Regions from separate parts of the Mus musculus genome. Here region 2 is linked to region 1. The links are chromatin loops, found by intact Hi-C in ENCODE. Cell type or tissue: left cerebral cortex. All regions are shown on one strand.

Region 1 (5,000 bases):
TTTAATCTCAGCACTAGGGAGGCAGAAACAGATTTATTTGAGTTCCAGGACAGCCCAGTCTACAAAGGGAGTTCCAGGACAGCCAGGAAATCAAAAATCCTGTCTCAAAAAACAACCACAACAACAAAAGCCTCATTTTCGGGGAGGTGTACATGTGCCAACAGCACATACAAAAGTCAGAGAACAACTTTTGGCTCTCTTCTTTCACCATATAGATCTCTGAGATTGAACTTAGGCTTGGGTTCAGGCAACTCTTTAACACTAAGCAATCTCACCAAGCCCTGAACGTGATCTTTTAAATCACTTTTAAAAAAATACTTCTTTTAGGGCCAGGAGGTAGTGGCGCACTCCTTTAATCCCAGTACTTGGGAGGCAGAGGCTGGCGGATCTCTGTGAGTTTTGAGGACAGCCTCATCTATAGAGCAAATTCCAGGACAGCCAAGGCTACACTGAAAACCCTGTCTCAGAAAATATTTTAAATACTATTATAAAAGACATTACAAGTCAGGCAGTAGTGGCGCACGCCTTTAATCCCAGCACTTGGAAGGCAGAGACAGGCGGGTTTCTGAGTTCGAGGCCAGCCTGGTCTACAGAGTGAGTTCCAGGACAGCCAGGGCTACACAGAGAAACCCTGTCTCAAAAACAAAAACAACAACAAAAACAAAACAAAAAAAAAGACAATACAAATTTTTAAAAATCACATACTGAAATTAACCAAACTCAAATATTATAAAGCTTCTAAACAGAATAGCCAATAAAAAAAATCTTATATGGCTAAAAAAAAATTACACTTTACCGAATTATTTTCTTTCAATCTTACCTATACCTGTATATATATTTTTTCTCTATCCAAGTAATTTCTTCAAGCTACACAACTACAGCCTTCTATTAAATATTACTCTTCTTGAGTGAGGAAGAGGAAACTAAAGCGGATAGCTCGGAGATAGCTTTAATCCCGGCTCTTGAGAGGCAAAACCAGGATGCCTGTGATTGCCTGGTCTACATTATTAAACCCTATAACCCCTATCTCAAACACATACTTATATCTTTTCCAGCGAATTTATCAAATTCCAGAAGTGGCGCATGCCTTTAATCCCAAAACTTGGGAGGCAGAGGCAGGCGGTTCTGAGTTCGAGGCCAGCCTTGGTCTCCAGAGTGAGTTCCAGGACAGCCAGGGCTACACAGAGAAACCCCGTCTCGAAAAGACAAAAAAAAAAAAAAAAAGGAAAAAGAAAGAAAAAAATTGAAAGTAAGAAAAACAATTCATAATGTAAAGTAGGAAAACAGTCTCCATCGTTCTCAACCGCTTTTTTTCTTTTCTTTTCTAGCCACCATCCTACAACCCCACCCCCACCGCCGCGTCCCCGCCTGCCACGAAAAGAATTTCTACCAGACTTGAGAGAAATGCTCCTAAGGAACAATCCATGTATAGGTAAGGCAGGAAGTGCGGCGTTAGAAGCCACGTGCTGATCTAAATTCTATGGACACCCGTCCAGCCAGACCCTGGAGAGGTGACTCTGTCCTCCGCTCTGTCTTCTTCCACTTACATCAGCATTGTTGTGGGTTAAACAGAAACCACGGGTTATGCAACTCTCCACCCTGCACATTTTAATCTACAACTTTCATACAAAAGGAAAGGTATGGCTGAGGTGGAAATTCCACAGCAGGCCTTTTTTTTCCTACGCTTTTCTTACAGAACCAAGGCACCACGCTGGCGTGGACCCTCCAAAGTGGATCAGCCTCGCCCCAAGGCTTGCACCACAGGACAGGTTACGACCCGGCGGCGTCACGCGCCCGGACTCCCGCAGGCTCCGCCCCGAGGCAGGCATAGCCAATGACGGGGCGGGGGCGGGCCCTGTCGGGGCTGTAGCCTGAGAGGCTTTAAAGCCTGAGCCCGGCGCTGTTCCTCCAGATTCTCGGACCTCGGCGACCTCCGGGGATCCGAGTTTGCAGACTTCTTGTGCGCAGCTAGCCGCCTCAGGTGAGTGACCCCCGCGGGTTTAAAGGCTTCCCGAGCAAGGGCAGGTAGGGGAATCTAGAATGTGGGAACCATAGCATCTGCAACCCGGACTGGAGACCCCCGGATGGGCCAGGATCTCGAGGATGTGTCCTCGGCCTCCCCGAAGTGATAGGCCCTTGTTGTCGAGCGGGGTCTTCATCAGGTCATGTGACTCCGGGCTGCCGGGACCCGTAGGGACAGCGGGACCCCCTCAAGCTGGTCACGGGACCCAGGGCTCCTTGTGCCGCCATAACATTCGCGGGCGGTGGCCGCGAGCGCGGAGCGGACGCCCATCCCCCTCTCCCCCGGACGGGCCCAGCTTGGCCCCTAACCCGAACTGAGATCGCATAAGGAGGCATCGCCTTGAGGCTTCAGTTCGCCTGATGTGCAGCTGTGCGTTAAAGTGTGTGGTGGCAACCCACCCTCTGGGTACTCCTGTATGCCCACTTGGGGTCACTAATACTTGTCAATAAATGACCTGGACCCAGTTGTCCTCTTAAGATTCTGACGCATACAATATCGGAAGACTTAAGACTACCGTGGCGCTATAATAAGAGAAAGTGGGGGGGGGGCTGTCGAGATGGTTCAGCGGGTAAGAGCACTGACCGCTCTTTCAAAGGTCCTGAGTGCAAATCTCAGCAACCACATGGTGGCTCACAACCACCCATAATGAGATCTGACACCCTCTTCTGTGCGTCTAAAGTCAGCTACAGTGTACTTATGTATAATAATAAATCCTTAAAAAAAAAAAAGCAAGAGAAAAGGGTTTACCCCTGTTCCAATGACTACTAGGCTGTTTTTGTTTCAGTAGCTAGAGTCTAGGAACCTCCAAAGATTAATTCCTGACTTGTTTTTCTCCACTCATAATCACATTTGTTAACACGTGCAAGGATGCTTCAACTCAGAACGGTTTACTGCTGGGCTGGTGGCTCATGGATCCCTAAACTTGAGAGATGGGTCATTGAAAAAGTTTAAAGCCTAAACTACATGAGAAACTGTCCTTAAAAGAGAAAGCTTCCGTGGGATTCTCATTTCCTCTTTTTCCTTCCCTAGGTGTTTGAACCATGAATCTTTTACTCCTTTTGGCTGTCCTCTGCTTGGGAACAGCCTTAGCTACTCCAAAATTTGATCAAACCTTTAGTGCAGAGTGGCACCAGTGGAAGTCCACACACAGAAGACTGTATGGCACGGTTTGTAGTGTTTACATTGTCTAGAGAGAATGGTCTTCCTTGCCCTTGGAAGTGTTTGTTTGGTTGGTTGGGTTTTGTTTTTGTTTTTCCAAGTCAGTGCTTCTCTGTGTGTCCCTGGCTGTCCTGGAACTTGTTCTGTGGACCAGGCTGTGAACTCAGTGCTAGGATTTAAGTCATGTGCCACCACTGCCCACCTCTTTCTCCCCCCACAACCCCCCTCTCTAACCCTCAGAAGTTTATAGCCAGAGAGTAGTCTCTAGAGGCCAGCTCTTAGCAGGAATAGCCCAATCATACATCCATTGTGAGCAGAGTAGAGCACATACATCCCTTTGTGTGTTTTCGGGAGGAGTGGTGCCTTTCAGAGTGTGTAGCTGTTCCTGTTCCAGTAGATCCATTTGGTCAGATGGATTGGTTTTTTTATTTAAGATTTAGTTAGTGAGATATATGTCACTCGTGATATATACCACACTTATGTCTGGGTATTGTGTACATTCTGGAACTAGTTAGAAAGTACCATATGGCCGGGCAGTGGTGGCACACTTGGGAGGCAGGGGCAGGCAGATTTCTGAGTTTGAGGCCAGCCTGAGCTATACAGAAAAGAAACCCTGTCTCAAAAAAAGTAACATATGTGAGTGCTGAGAATTAAACCTGAGTCTTCCACAAATGGTCTTAAACACAGCCATCTCTCCAGCACCATCTCTGCCTCTGGAATTAAAAGCCTGTGCCAACATCTGGCTCCCCCTGTCTATTAACAAAAAATGAAAACTGCCAGTTCTGTGCTTGCTCTAGAATGAGGAAGAGTGGAGGAGAGCGATATGGGAGAAGAACATGAGAATGATCCAGCTACACAACGGGGAATACAGCAACGGGCAGCACGGCTTTTCCATGGAGATGAACGCCTTCGGTGACATGGTGAGTGGGGACATGATGCGAACTCTTGAACTCTTGAGCCCTCTCCTCCATTTTCTTTCTACAAAGTTATCTCACCTTTTCTACTTTTTTTTTTCTCCCTTCCCGGAAGACCAATGAGGAATTCAGGCAGGTGGTGAATGGCTACCGCCACCAGAAGCACAAGAAGGGGAGGCTTTTTCAGGAACCGCTGATGCTTAAGATCCCCAAGTCTGTGGACTGGAGAGAAAAGGGTTGTGTGACTCCTGTGAAGAACCAGGTATGAGGGCTGGGAGAAGTCTTGAGTTTGATCCCCAGGGTCCACACTTGGAAGAGACTCGAGGTGGGGGAGGGGCGGGAGTGCAGCATCACTAAAGATAATGATTTGATTACCCTCCCCCAGCAGCCATCAACTGGTAGTAACTCCTGAGAGGAGCCAGGCCCCATGAGACTCTGTCCTCTGTGCTTTAGCCTTGACCACAGTGTTTTGTTTTGTCTGCTCTTTTGGATCCTGAATGAGACAGGATCTCACAATACTAGCCCAGCCCAGCCCAGCCTGGCCTCAAACCCAGGATCCTCTTGCCTTAATCTCTCTAGTGGATTGCAGGCATACATTGCCCTACCCAGATTCCTGTCTTACTGTTTTTTTGTTTTGTTTTGTTTTGTTTTTTTCGAGACAGGGTTTCTCTGTATAGCCCTGGCTGTCCTGGAGCTCACTTTGTAGACCAGGCTAGCCTCGAACTCAGAAATCCGCCTGCCTCTGCCTCCCAAAGTGCTGGGATTAAAGGTGTGCGCCACCACGCCCGGCTTGTTTTTTTTTTTTAAGTATGAATATATCTGGGGGTGGGGAGAGATGTGGCACACACTTTTAATCCCATCACTTGGGAGGCAGAGGCAGGAGGATCTCTGAGTTCAAGGCTATA
Region 2 (5,000 bases), 210 kb after region 1:
ATCAAACAAACCAACAACACTCTAACAGTAGTAACTGGTACACTTCCAAAGGCTAGTATATCTTCACTTGGTTAAAAAAAAAAAAGTAAATAGTAAAAAAATTTTATTTGATCTTTCTCAATTCCTTCCCTTCCCATTTTCCTAAATACACTTAAGAGAAACTCAATACAAAATATACTGTATGGTGCATTTCCATTTTAAAAGGAGTCCTAAATTTACTGAGGTATCCATCTTCATTAATGATTTTCTGAATCTCAACCAATGTCTCAAATTAACTTCACAGATAAAGGTAAACATTACCTAGCTGTACCAGCGAAAGCCTCAAATGTGAAGCCAGAGGTGGAACGGACAGTTTTCTCAAGTAAGAACTAGGCAATAATGCCCACATGAACATCTGCCTACCTCGTGGTCAAACTACCCTCTAATCTCAATACCCCTTCTTGCCAATCTTAGGGATATAAACTTAATACGGGAAAACCGGGCGTTCATTTGGTGAGAGCTTGGCTGCAAAAGCCTTGACGCAGCTCAGGTGACAGCCACGAAGTCTGAAGCAGCCTCCCACGCAGACAGTACACCCAGCGGAGGGCTGACCCCTTCTGATTAAGCAGAAAGGGTAACTTTGAGCATTCCGCTTGCAAAGGCTAAAGCCGCTTCTAGAAAAAACAGTATTCAATCAATCACAAATAACAAGTCCCACATACACTATTTGTTCCACCTGCAATCGATGTCAGCTAACACCTAGAGGCTACCATATGAGGATGGAGAAAAGAGCTAAGGCGCAGAGGAGCCGGAACCTCAAGCCCACCCCAACTCACCCTGGGCTCAAGTCTGCCTTCCGGGGGCTCCCACACGTAAGGGTACCCAGGCCTCCCAGGATTTCGAGGCCCAGAATCTGGGATCCCTGAAGGTTTCAGCAGTGCATCGCCTACAGAGCTGAGTCCCGCAGAGGCCGGGAGGGAAGATGAAGGATGCAGCCAGCTGCAGATGTGAGAATCCCAGCTGCGCAACTCTCAGGCTGTCAGTCCCAGCTCCTCCACGAAACCAGGAATGTCAGGAGGGTGACCCCGGAAGAGTCATACTATGCCTTTTTGCCCATCAAGAACCTCCAGCTCGGCCCACCCGTAACGGATGGATAGGGACGACCCCCAGCCCCGGAGAGAGGGTGATTCCCAACCCCTCGTGGATTGGGACCCAGGGAGAATGACCAAAGGCCCTCTGTCCACCAAGATTCACGGCTCTGCTCACTGTCCCCCATCTGGGATGAGCCCACCGAGAGTGAAACCCTGACCCTTCCACTGAGATAGGGTGACCAGGGAAAATGACCACCCAGGAGGATGGCCCTGGAGGGTCATGATCCCTCAAAAGTGGCTCCCTAGAGTGATCCCTGGAAACGTGACCCCGAGAGGATTATTATCTTCAAGGGTGGCCCCTGAAAGGATGACCCCGGGTCCTGCGCCCATAAGGACTCCCAGCTCTGATCCGCCCACGCGTCCGGGATCGGTCCCCGCGACTGGAGCTAGCGGCTGCAGGGGTGACCTCGGTGCCCACGGCGTACCTGGCGGCTGCGGGCCCCCAGGGCTGTCTGGCTGCTGTGCGCCGGACGCCGCGAGGCTCTTGCGCTCCTTCTGCGACTCCCTGCGGCCGCCTGCGCCAGGCCTGTGTCCTGAGGCCACAGCCGGGCTCCTGCCGCCACGGTGCCCGGCCCCGCTGGCCGCCGCCGCCGCCTCATCGCGACGCTTGCGCTGCAGCTGCTGCTGGCGCCGGTGCTCGGCCTCCCGCAGGATGTCGAACGGGTCCGACTCGTCGTCCAGCAGCTGATGGAAGCGGTTGGCCACGACGCAGCCGAACGTCTCCTGCATCGCGGCGCCCGCGGCGGCTACAGGGCTCCCCAGGGCCCCCTTCATGACGCCGCCGCTGCGGGCGCCGCGGGCAGCCCAGGCCAGTGAGGTTCAGCGAAGCCGCGGGCGAGGACCCATGCTGCTGCTGCTGCTGCCGCCGCCGCCGCCGCCGCCGCCGCACTCTCGGCCCCGCGGTCGGCTCCTCCCGGCCTGCGCGCCCCAGCCAATGAGCGCTGGTGGACACGCCCTTCGGCCCCGGGGCGCACGAAGACCCAATGGGAGACCGGTGTCTGTGACGTCACGCCCCACTTTATCCCCTCCCACTCTATAGCCTGTGGGCGTGGTGGTATGGGGCTTGGGCGGAGCTACCACCAGAAACTCAGGGAGGCTGCAAGCCTTCTCTCGCCGGTGTGCGCCAGTGGGGAGCCTGGTTGCACACCGCCACACTTCACCAAAATGACCTAGTCAAGAGCCTTTAAGGGCTTGCGTGTCTGGGGGAGAGCTGTAAACTGAGGGAAAGTGCCTAGAGGAGAGGCAGCGTCCTCAGCTGGGTGCTGACCCATTCAAGAAGCCTGGAGAGACTTGCGTTTCAAGAGGTGTGACAGGAACAAGAGACCAAAACAACCCATTCAAGTGCAAAGAAACAACCCCAGACCCACTGTGATGTTGTGATGAGTGCGGGAGCGGACAGGGTGAGGTTTAGATAGCGGTTGTTTTTCTTTTGAGACATTCAGTTAAGGCCTGGCTTCTGGGGAATGAAACTCCAAATTAGATGTCATGCTTGCTGGCGAGTGCCTTTGCTCTCTGAGCCATCACTCTCCTGAAAATTAATTTTGTAAGTTAGCATTCAAAGTAATGGTTCTTATGGTATGTTTGTGTGTTTATATGTGTGTGTATATATACATGTTTATGTCATTACACTTTGTTCAAAACTGTCTCCACATTGCCCTTCTCCATGATGCCATCCCTGCCTGCTGGTTCCCTCCCTATCACAAGCAGTTTTACTTCATAGAACATATGTTTTACTTCATAGAACATGTGAAAGGAATAATTAAATACAGGTGTTAAAAAAGGTCTGAGTTTTACTGTTGTCCAACTTCTCTGTGCAAAGAAATCAAAAGTGATTTTTGTCTCAAATTGTAATTTCCTGGGCTTGCCATTCAGGGACCTCAGGGGTTCTCAGTAAATTGTCAGATGGCTAGAGATTTTAAGATAGGTGGCCACTTCTTTCTTTGAATTAAAGATTAGAGCCTGTATTTTTCTAGCCAAAATTGGAAATAGGTATTCAGATGAAAACTCGTATTATTCTCAGAGGTGCTATTCACAATAGCCGGGAGGAAGAAGCAGTCCAAATGCCCATTAACTGGGTGATGGATGAATAAGATGTGCTACAACAGAAGCTAGGATGGGGTGGGGGGAGGGCAGAAAAAGAACAAGTGTTAGCACACACTACAAAACAGGTGAACCTTGGACCATTGTGTGAAGAAAGCTTAGATGATGTCAGGGATAGGGATAGTTTTAGTTACCTTCGCATTGCTGCACCCACAATACCATAATTTTGCAAATATGACATCAAAGGCACAAGCAAAATTGCACTTTATCAAACTTAGGATCCCGTCATCAACAACTTACGAGGCAAAGATTTATCTGGTGCCCAGTATCAGAGGAATTTAGTCCACCTTGGCAAGAAGACATGGTGAAGCTCCCAGTTCATATTGGGAGCCCGGCTGAGGTGAAAGCTGTTCTCATCATGGTGGACTGTGAAGCAGAGAGCAAAACAGGAATCAGACAGGGGTAACATACCCTACATTGAGGACCTCCCCTAAAGACCCCATAGTCTCTCCAGACAGCACTACCAGCTGAGAAACAAATTTCCAGCTGTAACAGAAAGCAAGTTAGGAGTTTCTTCTTTCATACTAATGTATCCAGTGATTTGTTACATAGTGTACATTCAAGGCATTTACTTTATACTGTGAATGCAATCCAGTGCTACATTATTCTGTTGCTCATGTCACTGTAGACACAAGAGCTTCTTCATTGTCTCCTATGTTGCTCTGATACATAATGAAGGCTTTGTATACATGTGAGTGTGTGTGTGTGTGTGTGTGTGTGTGTGTGTGTAAGTAACAATAATTATTTACTTCTGGCAGATCTTGCACATTTCCTGGACTGGTCTTGGCATCAGCTATTTCTCCAAAGAGACTTGGTTTTTATTACTGATGATTGATTTTCAGAGACCAAAACTGTAGAAAGGAGATAATTTTGCAAATATGACATCAAAGGTACAAGCAAAATTACACTTTATCAAATTTAGGATCCAGTCAACAAAGGAAACTGTTGAAGAAATCTAAAGACAACCTGTAGAGTGGAAGAAAATATTTGAAAATCTTTTATACTGGGGTTAGTATTTAGAATACATGAAATTAAATTTAAAAAAACAACTAAAACTAGGGGGTTTCAGTATCAGTATTCTATATGTTTATAAATGGATAAAAACACAGGAAAAGGTGTTCAATGGCATACGCTGTAAGGAAAATGGAAATGAAAACTGTGTGTGACGGTCTGACACACTTTTAAGGATACCTTTCCTACTTCTCCATTGTATTTTTCCCCATTTTCATATGTTTAGTGTGTGTGGCTAAATGTTTCAGCACATGTGTATGGATGTGTGTGCACCTGTGGGCAAATGCCTGTGGAGGTTGAAGTTTGATGTCAGGACTTAAACTCAATTCCTCTTACAACTTATTTATTGAAATAGAGCGTCTCACTCAAACCTAGAACTCGCCAATATTGCTAGTCTCCCTATACAGCTTGGTTAGAGGATCCCTGGGATGACGGTCATTTTTTTTTTGAAGGATATATATAAAGCATATATTAGTAAGGATGTGAAGAGTCTGGGACGGGACCAGCATAGATCATTGGTGGGATATAAAGTGGTGTGAGGACTAGGAAAAAAAAAGCAGTACAATTCCACCCACCCCCAAATTAAACTTCATAGCTTCCATATGGCCTTCTGCTTCATGTAGACATGTTGGAGGCTGAATTTAGATTTCAAAATTCAATAGAATCATGGAGAAAGGGAGTCAAAAGTGAAAACATATGCACCTGTACTTCATATGTAAATAACAACCTATAGGCATGAGACAGTGGCATTATTAATTA

Evidence for each region. A loop is a pair of places that touch in the nucleus more often than their neighbours do. Peaks named below come from ENCODE experiments on the same cell type or tissue, not always from the same donor. Only the 100,000 strongest peaks of a DNase experiment are listed, where the experiment ranks them.
Region 2: it touches region 1 in a loop (2.3-fold over the local background); 1 of 42 quality-filtered maps calls a loop at or near these places.

The regions. Positions count from the first base shown.
Region 1 is chr13:64,367,217-64,372,216 of GRCm38, reverse strand. It overlaps Ctsl (cathepsin L), which reads left to right and starts at 1,697. Exons shown (of 8, transcript NM_009984.4): 1 at 1,697-1,981; 2 at 3,053-3,189; 3 at 3,979-4,101; 4 at 4,211-4,357. The coding sequence starts at 3,064. In left cerebral cortex, no CTCF peak of the experiment used is centred here; DNase peaks (open chromatin) are centred at 1,797 and 2,939; H3K4me3 peaks cover 2,263 bases; H3K27ac peaks cover 1,272 bases.
Region 2 is chr13:64,158,890-64,163,889 of GRCm38, reverse strand. Habp4 (hyaluronic acid binding protein 4) reads right to left here and starts at 2,024. Exons shown (of 8, transcript NM_019986.3): 1 at 1,556-2,024. The coding sequence starts at 1,904. In left cerebral cortex, no CTCF peak of the experiment used is centred here; DNase peaks (open chromatin) are centred at 580, 925, 1,525 and 2,126; H3K4me3 peaks cover 2,460 bases; H3K27ac peaks cover 1,533 bases.